2 separate regions of the Mus musculus genome follow, and region 1 is linked to region 2. Evidence: chromatin loops called from intact Hi-C (ENCODE). Cell type or tissue: left cerebral cortex. All regions are shown on one strand.

Region 1 (5,000 bases), 56 kb before region 2:
CAGATTCCTCCCTGCATTAAGGGAGTAGCATTTATGGATTTGTAGTCCTGGGGTTGAGTGTGGATTTTCCTTGGCCTGCCTAGAGCCTACAGCACAAGGGTTGATGGATGGGGGTGGAGGTGGGGGTTGGGAAGCAGGTGCTCTCTGGGGCCTCCCAGTTCTGCTACACCGGGTCTGCCCCAGTACCTAGCTTCTATTTCTCCTCTGGTGTCTTCATTATGCTTTCTCTCCTAGGCTCATGGAGCAATAAAGCTGCCCAGAGCATGTCGAAAAGGAAGATGAGACACTGGGAGAATGTCTCCTGGGTACCAATTAATTAAAGGGAAGGTAGAGAGTGGAAACCAAAAATGACAAGGCACCCTTTTTTTGCCTGTGCACTTCTTCCAGGTCCTGAATAAAATTCCTTGAGCCAAATGAATGGAACTGACGTTACCCTGTGAGCTGCGTGTACTGTGGGCTATGTGTAACTTGTGCAGTGGTTTCATTTGAAACTTCAGCTATGCTCCAGTTTATGTCTGATATGGAAAACTATTGTAAGCTGCTGACCACCTAGATATAGGAGTGTCTCTCCGTGCCTGAGAGAGTCTGGATGAATTGTGTATGGGGAATGGGATGGAGAGAGAGAGAGAGAGAGAGAGAGAGAGAGAGAGAGAGAGAGAGAGAGAGAGAGAGAGAGACTTTTATTCCAGGATGTGGCATTGAGGGGAAAGGATCTCCTGGGATGCTCTTTGTTTTATTTGAGGCAGGTGGCCTGACCTTATGGTGCAGGGGCTGTGAGGGGTGGCTGGAAGAGAGCCGACATCCGGTAGTGTCTGGGAAGGAGAATGTGATTCGGATTGCATACTTATCATTGGCAGCTTGGAACAATGTTGCTGTAGAACAACTATCCTTCTGTGTGCAGGCATGAGCCAATCTGGTCTTGGCTGCTAATGCTTCATATTTGACCCTTATTATGTCACATTGTTCTATTTTACTGAAAAGAATGCTGAGGGACTAGGAGGTGAAGTCGGTTTGGGAACTATCCTGCAGTTGTAGAGAGTTGAAACATATTGAGTTGAGTCTATATAGATGCCCAGTTCCCATACACCTTTACAAATGTCACATGCATCTCCTGACTTATTCCCTACCTGAGTCAGGGCTTTTGGATGTGAGATATAGGAGCCATGGATGAAGGGGAGGGAACAATTGTCACGCACGCACCAAAACACAGTCTAGAGATGGGATGGCCTGAAATTCTGGCCAGCCAAGTTTCAGAAATTCCAGCTGCCCGCAGCTAACCTTCAGGCCTATCTGGCCTTGGCTGCTTTGGCTTTCTGTCTAAATAAAGCTACAGAGTGAAAGAGGAATGTCCCTGGATGGGTAGTTTTGTGTATGTGTGTGTGTGTGTGTGTGTGTGTGTGTGTGTGTGAGAGAGAGAGAGAGAGAGAGAGACAGACAGACAGACAGACAGACAGACAGACACAGACAGACACAGACAGACACAGACAGACACAGAGACTGACTGACTCTAAGTGTCTGGATAGGTGACTGCCAGCTGTGGTCAGTCCTTGTTAGTAGGTTGTGGCTCAGGGACTATTTTGTATAAGTACATCACCCTCAGCTCATGATGTAAGGGACCCTGGGAGCCACACAACATTTCTGCGTTCTTTACCTTGTACTTTGTACTGAGGTTGTAGTCTAGAAGGGGACCTGGCTCTGCCATAGGTTATACCTGAGCAGGGGTGGGTTATACTGACACAGATGCACTATGTCAGTATAGCAAAGGCCATGACATACAGAGAGGAGAGCAGCAGTGCTCTGTGCTTCTGTATCCTTCATTGGTGACATGTGTCTGTGTGTGCACATCTGCTTATGAAGATCTGTATTCAAGAGCAACTCTGTGGTCATGGGCAGGTCTCACCTTATTGGCTCCTTTCTTGAGTAGGAAGAAGCAGTGCTCTGTTTCCCATGGGGATCTCTTTACATGGCCATGTGGTCACTGCCCTGAAGTCTGCGTATTGAGTTTCATAATTCCTTGGCATCACAGAAAGGTTGGGCCAAACACCGACCATCTTGAATGTGAGCCCCACCCACAGTTTTATGAAGCACCCCACGTTTATGTCATGATGCTTGGGGTGTAGAGTCTGCAGTGGGAAATCACAGGAACCAAAGCTGTGGGGGACCCTCTGAGTTTCATGCTGTAATTGGGGTTCCTTCAGCCACCTACTGTGTATGGAGTGGGTGGTCTTTATTCTGCTGCCTCCTGTTCCTGATGAAGCCACAAGAGAGGGCAAGGTGATCACCTGTAATTCAGTGTCAGTGCCATCTAAAGCTGAGTGGGTGGGGTGTATGTGTTGCTCCCCTCTCTCAGGGGATTCTGCCGTAGAGATGGGGAACACCCTAGGAAGTGCCTACTCAGTAGAGCAGAGACTGCACTCCACTTTATGTCAACATTCAAGGAGAAACTTCAGGGGTGGGTGTGGGTGTGTAGGGGCCTCGGGATCCATCTGGGAAGCTGAGTCCTTTTGACAGCATGTTCCAAACAATAAATTTCTCTACCACCCACATAAAAATTTTAGAATCTGTGACTGCCACCAAAGCGTGCAAGACCTTAGAGATCATTTGGTGAACTTCTTCTCTTTGCAGCTGAAGAAACGGCGTACAGGAGGGAGGTGATCTTGTTCAGGGTCAAATAGCTACTTACTAGGAGATCGGAGACGAGATCTAGGTATGCAGCTATGCTAAAAAAACGAACCCAAGAGAGAACGCTCTCCAGGGATTGGGGATGGCTGGAATCACATGCAGCCAACTCAGTGCAAATACAGGTATGAGTTTCCCACACTGGGCAAGTTCATCCCTGAGCCTTTCCAGGCTTCTTTCCTGAATCTTCCTTTCTTTTTATAGCCCTGAGCCTTAGATGCCTTGGTAATTACAAAACGATGCCAGCAGTACCAGTGACCTCGGAAGTAGCTGGACTAGGCTGAGTGCTTATGGTGTCTTTAAATACTTGGGCAACATGCTGAGGTCGTGGAACTAGCAACTGGCATCTCAGAGCAGGTCCTTGGGGGCGTTTATGACCATTGTCTGTGCTTTTAACCACTAGTCATGCTACTTTGCCTTTGGGAAGATAGTTGTTATCATTTGCTATCCAATCCCCTAAACTCATTCCCACATGCTACACTCTATTCTCCACCGTTTGCTGTCTTCATAGAACAAGACCAGATATACTTTGTCTTAAAGGTTATAACCTTCCTGATGACCACGAGGACACAGAGGAAAGGAACATAAACAAAGGGACAAAGTCGCAGGTTAAAGGGCTTTACAGACTTCTTACAGGCTTGTTTCTGCTTTGTGAACCTTGCTCTGAGATGAAGAGCAGTAGGGCCTTTGGATCTTTATCTTCACAATGAGGGTGATGTCTAGACCTTTTGTCTTAGCCTTCTAAAGCAATTGAAGCAGAGGAAGAACTAGGCAGCACTGAAGTGCGTTGGCCTACGTAAAGGACTAGGATCTCCACGAATACTCTACTTGGTGGCATCAGTCTTGGGTACATCCAAAGATGAAGGCATCAGGTACTTCCTCTGCCCTAGATGAAAAGGGAATGTTAGAATAGAGGGACCCCAGATATAAAAAGTATCAGAGAAATTGGACAGCTGGGAGCACAGGAAGGATGGGAGAGATACAGGTGGAGAGAACTCAGGGTATATCTGTACATGGGATCGCCAGCATGGGCTTACGATGCCAGAGAAGTTGGAGGATTGGAGGCAGATCAGTCAAACCTAGCCTGGGTCTCCTTGGACAGGGCCATAGGTGTCTCTCTGCCTCAGTGTCCTGTCAGCAAAGGCACTGATGCCGTGTCTCCTGCCTTACATTTGTCAGCTTGTAGAACTGAAAAGGCATTCCCTCATCAGTCACCTCTGTCTGGTCTCAGTGCGGGCCAGCTCCAGGAGAGGTGCCAGAGTGGAAGAGTGGTTGTACTGTGGTCTACCCTGCAGATGGTATTGGGCAAGACTTAAGCCGAGGCTCTGACATCTGGTATTGAATGGCACTTGCGATGTATTTAGGCAGGTGTCTGGTTTGACTCAGTTGTGAAGGCCTGTTTGTGCATCCGCATGTATGATTTATTTGATATTTGAAAGTAATTTATAATCAAGATTCTTTGAATCCTTCTCTGGGCCTGCGTCATTGCTTCCTGGAAGTGTTTGTGGAGGGCGTGGGGTCCCTTCAGTACTGGTTTATACTCTCTTGTTATTCCTGCTGGAAGGACCCTTGGGTGTCTTAGACCACAAAGTCTACCTCCTTATTGAGTTATATGTGCTATTGGGCTACTCCAGAGTGTTGGTGAAGGCTACTAACAGGAGCTTTGATGGTCTCAAAAGCAACTGGAGAGTCTGCCCAGCATGGGTGATGGCTTTCCCAAAGCTGCACAGATGGATGGATGCCGTCACATTTGTTGTCCCCAGGCTATTTGCCATAGCCTCTCCCTAAAATCAGATCTGATGAAGATGGAGACAGTTCGATTTAGAGTGTAGGCTGAATAACCCCCAGTAATGAAATCCTGTTATATCTGCCTTGTTTCACGTATCATAATGTTTTCCTTCTTGTTGGAACATGTGTCAGAATACCCTTTCTCCTTAGGGCTGAGGAATATTCCAATGTGGAACACACTTTGACTTTGCTAACCTGTTGATCCATTGGTGAACACTTGTGTTGCTCCCGTCTTCCGTCTCTTGTGAGAAACGCTGCTGTGAACCTTGGTGTGCAAACACCTGTTGGGCCTCTTAATTTTTAATAATTTTGACTCTACGCCCACTAGTGGAATTGCTGGGTCATGTAGTAGTCAAATATTTAATTTTTGAGGAACTGTCATCCTGCTTTGCACGGTGGCTTGTACCATGCCACACTGCTGACAAGACGTGCGCGAGGCTTCCTTCTGCTCTTTTGTATTGTTACCAACACTTGCTACCTTCTAGTGTTAATCGTAGAAATACTGGTTGTGGCGCTGCCTCTCTGGCTTTGTG
Region 2 (5,000 bases):
GACCCGTCACCCTACCCTACTGGATTAGGTTTGTGCTTCAGTTTCCCAGCAAAGTGGGAGGAGGTGATGGACAGTTGTCTGTCCCTTGCCATTGTCATCAAGCTGAGAAAAAGGGCTGAGGCTTCGCTAGACAGAGTGAGACAGCTCTCAGCAGGATTCTCTCAGTGACTTGCTACTTTTGTTTCCTCATCTGGAAGCAGGGGCAATAATACCTGCCTTTTTAGGGCCTGGAATTCAATGAAACTTACCTCTCTACCCCAGGAAACTCAATACCAGACATCAAAGGATGGCTTTAATACCTTCCATGCAAGTTTGCAGATTTATTGCACAATTTATTTAGATGTGGAATACCTCTCCGTTGTGGCAGAGGAACTGCCCGAGGGGAAGGAAACAAATGAGAGCAATATGTGTCCTTACATGGGAAAGGTGGAGCAGGGTCCCAGAATGACAGAGCCAGACTCCTTGGTACCCTCAGGCAGTTAGACTCCCAGAAGCACAAGAGCAGGTGGCCTTTCTTTGGGATGGAAAGCAGAGGGGCTTTCTTTCTCATCTAATTATTAGCCAGGCCTGACCCTGTTAGCCTCCAAGATCAGATTAGATGTTGAGTGGGCATTAGGGTAGGGTGGGCATACACCAGATGGGCGTTCTCCAAACCAAGGAAGAGATGCTTCGGGACCTATCTATGCTCATAAGGCGGCTGGCTCCTTTACTGCTAGAATTAGACCTCGTCCAGAAACGATGGACAGTGAAACCTCTTCTGCGTATTTTGAACATGATTTTTACTTCATTAAGTTACACTATATGGTAGGAGTCATTTAAAACTGTTTCTGTAATGGAAAGTTTCCAATATAATTAAAGTGTGGAGATTCACCGGTGGAGTCTCCTCCTGGTTCCAGCAATTAGCAACACTTGCCAATTCAGTTGTAAGCATTTCCCTCTAGGTTTGGTTCTCCCCTCTCCCTCTCCCTCTCCCTCTCCCTCTCCCTCTCCCTCTCCCTCTCCCTCTCCCTCTCCCTCTCCCTCTCCCTCTCCCTCTCCCTCTCCCTCTCCCTCTCCCTCTCCCTCTCCCTCTCCCTCTCCCTCTCCCTCTCCCTCTCCCTCTCCCTCTCCCTCTCCCTCTCCCTCTCCCTCTCCCTCTCCCTCTCCCTCTTCCTTTCCCTCTCCCTCTCCTCTCCTCCCCTCCCCTCCCTCTCTTCCTTCCTTCCTTCCTTCCTTCCTTCCTTCCTTCCTTCCTTCCTTCCTCCCTCCCTCCCTCCCTCCCTCCCTCCCTCTCTTTCTTTCTTTCTTTCTTTCTTTCTTTCTTTCTTTCTTTCTTTCTTTCTTTATAACATTGAATATTTGAAAGCAAAATTCAACCATTATATAATTTCACCTGCAATTAGGTTAGATTGCATTGTAACAGACAAATAGTGTTTTTTTTTAAATATCTGTATTACTCCAGACAACAATAACAGCCAAGTTTCTTAATATCATTTGATACTCAGGCACATCTATTCTTTTCTTTTGTTGAAAATATATTTTTCTCAATAAAATAAAATATCCTGATTATGGTTTTTTTTTCTCCCTCTACAATTCCCAGTTCCGCCTTACCCCGCTCTCCAATCCAGATCCAGTCCCTTTCTGTCTCACTAGAAAACAAACAGGTTCCTAAGGAATAATAATAAAATAAAATATAATAAGATAAAATAAAAACAAACACGCCAGAATAGGACAAAACAAATAGCAGGAAAGAGCCCAAGAAAAAGCACATGAAACAGATATAGACACAGAGGACCGCTCGTTTGAATACTCAGGAATCCTATAGAAGCACAACACTGGATGCTGTGATATATACACTAAGGGCCTGGAGGATTAAAAACAGGAAAAAAAAGATTTAAAAAACAATCCCTTATACAACACTGTGAGACAAGGAACCTCCAAAGATGGCTGTGAGGACATTTCTGATGGGCATTTACTCGTAGGCAGGCAGCTACCCTTAAGAGTAGTTTATGAGACTGACACGCTACCTACTGCGCTAACGAGGCTCCCCCCACCCCACCCCCCTGGACCTCATATCTCTAGCTGCACTTGTGTCAGAAGATGGCCTAGTTGGCCATCATTGGAAAGAGAGGCCCATTGGTCTTTCAAACTTTATATGCCTCAGTACAGGGGAACACCAGGGCCAAGAAGTGGGAGTGGGTGGGTAGGGGAGTTGCGGGGAGGGTATGGGGAACTTTTGGGATAGCATTGGAAATGTAAATGAAGAAAATACCTAATAAAAAAAGTTAAAAAAAAAAGAGTAGTGTATTTCCTGATGGGAGCATGTTGGCAGAAACTAAACTCTTATCAGTGGATATCAGTTAGAGACAGCTCTGGGTTAGGGGTGGGGTCATGTGTCCACTTCTCCTTTCAGCTCCTGGGCCCCATCTGATGCAGACCCGTTCAGGGCCCGTGCATGCTGCGCTGTCTATGAGTGAGCACGTACGTGCATAGATCCTGTTGATTTAGAAGACCTGGTGTTCCTCTGTTCCCTCTGGCGCTTAGACTATTTCTGTCTCCTTCTGAGGGGTTCCCTGAGCCCGGAGGGAAGGGATTTGATGGGGGACATCCCATATAGGGCTGAGTGTTCCAACGTCTCTCAGTCTCTGCATGATGTCTGGCTGTGGTCTCTGTATTTGTTCTCATCTACCACAGGAGGATGACTGCTGTTGCTGCTGCTGAAGGCATGGATCTCTGAGTATAGAAGAATGTCATTAGGAGTTATTTTATTGCTACATTCTTGTAGTAAAACATGAGTATTTGGGTCATGTCGGACCTTCTCTCTCTACCTTCTCGTTAATTTGGATAAGGATTTGTCATTCTTACTGACTTTCTCCAAGGACCATCTCTTCGATTTCTTTGATTTTCTTTGATTCTTTGTATTTTCTGTTTTATTGATTTTTCCAAGTTTAATTATTTCTTACCATCTGCTTTTCAGTGTCTTTTGTTTCAGGTGGGTTGTTAAATTGCTAGTTATTATCAGGTGGGTTGTTAAATTGCTAGTTATTATGAGATTTATTTATTTATTTATTTATTTATTTATTTATTTATTTATTTATTTATTTATGTATGTGAGCACACTGTTGCTCTCTTTAGACACACCAGTAGAGGGCATCAGATCCCATCACAGATGGCTGTGAGCCACCATGTGGTTGCTGGGAATTGAACTCAAGACCTCTGGAAGAGCAGTCAGTGCTCTTAGCCATTGGGCCACTTCTCCAGCCCTCTAATTTTTTTTTTAATGTAACTACTTAGTGCTGTGAACTTGCCTTGTCTAACCAACTCTATTCGGTCCCATAAGTTTGGGTATGTTTTGTATCCATTTTCATTCATTCTAGAAAGTCTTTAATTTCTTTCTTAAATTCTGTCATGATCCAGTTTTCACCAGTTGTTCAGATTCCATGAGTTTGTTAAGCTTTCTGTTCTTCCTGTTATCCTTGATATCTCACTTTGCTCTGTGGTGGTCTGGTGGCATGCAGGGAGTTATTTCAATTGTCTTGTATCGATTGAGACTTGCTTTGTGTGTGTGTGTGTGTGTGTGTGTGTGTGTGTGTGTGTGTGTGGTCAATTTTGTAAAGAGTTCCATTGGCTGCTGGGAAGAAGGTATATTCTTTTGTGTTTGGATGCAGTGTTCTGTAAATGTTTTTTGTTTTTCTGTAAATGTTTGCAATGTTCAGTATTTTTTGGCTGAATGATTTATTCATTGATGAGAGTAGATGACCTATTCATTGATGAGAGTTGGGTATGGTGTCTCCTATTGTCACTGTGTGAGGGCCAACATGTGTGTAAGCTGTAGGAGTGTTTCTTTTACAAACTTGGATGCCCTTGTGGTTGTGGCATAGGTGTTAAGAATTGAAATATGAGGGGGCTGGAGAGATGGCTCAGTGGTTAAGAGAAATGGCTCTTCTTTTTAAGGACCAGGGTTCAATTCCCAGCACCCACATGATAGCTTCCAAGTGTCTGTAACTTAAGTTCTTGTGGATCTGTCACCCTCACATAGACATTGATGCAGGACAAAGCCCATTAACATATTGCACATAATAATAAAAATTAAAATAAAAGAATTGAAACATGTCCTTGGTGGATTTTTTCTTTGACATGTTCATAGTGTCCTCTCTCCATCTCTTGATTAGTTTTGGTTTGAAGTTTAGTTATTAAAAAGGCTATACCAGCTTGCTTCTTAGATCCATTTGCTTGGGGTATTTCTTATTTATCTTTTTTTTCCCTAGGTGGTGTCTATTCTTGAAGTTAAGGTGTGTTTCTTGGATGTAGCAGAAGGATGTATCCTGTTCTCATATCCATTCTTTTAGTCTGTGTCTTTTTATTGGGGAGTAAGAGCATTGATAATGAGAATTACTGATAAGCGCTGTTTGTTGACTCCTGCTATTATTAATTCTCTCTCTCTCTTTCTCTCTCTCTCTCTCTCCTCTGTGTGTCTGTGTGTGTCTATGTTTCTTCCCCTCTTCTTTTTGTTTTTTTGTTTGTGTGTGTGTTTTGTTTTTCAAGACAGGGTTTCTCTGTATAGCCCTGGCTGTCCTGGAACTCACTCTGTAGACCAGGCTGGCCTCGAACTCAGAAATCTGCCTGCCTCTGCCTCCCAAGCGCTGGGATTAAAGGTGTGCGCCACCACTGCCCGGCTCTTCTCCTCTTCTAAGTCACTGGTTCACAGGTTTGAGATTTTTCTTGGCTGTAGTTAACTTTTTCAGGTTGAAGTTTTCCTTCTAGGACCTTATGTACAGCTGGATTTGTAGATATATAGTGTTTAAACTTTATTTTACCATGGAATGTCCTTCCCCTCCTCCATTTATTGTGATTGAAAGTCTCTCAGGATAGAGTAATGTGGGCTGGCGTTTACGGTCTCTGGGAATTTGTAGAACATCTGGCTTTTATAGTCTCACTGAGAAGCCGTGTGTTATCCTACTAGGTCTCCCTTCATATGTTTCTTGGCCTTCTCCCCTTGCAGTTTTAATATTCTCTCTTTG

The links. Peaks named below come from ENCODE experiments on the same cell type or tissue, not always from the same donor. Only the 100,000 strongest peaks of a DNase experiment are listed, where the experiment ranks them.
Region 1: a loop joins it to region 2, with 6 times the contacts of the local background. A loop is called at or near these places in 3 of 42 quality-filtered maps.

What each region holds. Positions count from the first base shown.
Region 1 is chr6:119,066,815-119,071,814 of GRCm38, reverse strand. The region is part of intron 1 of Cacna1c (calcium channel, voltage-dependent, L type, alpha 1C subunit); the gene reads left to right. Among named protein-coding and RNA genes, the nearest start is that of Cacna1c, 39 kb to the left of the region's middle. In left cerebral cortex, no CTCF peak of the experiment used is centred here; a DNase peak (open chromatin) is centred at 2,480.
Region 2 is chr6:119,010,947-119,015,946 of GRCm38, reverse strand. All of the region lies in intron 3 of Cacna1c (calcium channel, voltage-dependent, L type, alpha 1C subunit), which reads left to right. Gm50599 (a long non-coding RNA gene) reads left to right here and starts at 1,255. Exons shown (of 2, transcript XR_001785462.2): 1 at 1,255-5,000. In left cerebral cortex, a CTCF peak has its summit at 3,123 (motif pointing right); no DNase peak of the experiment used is centred here.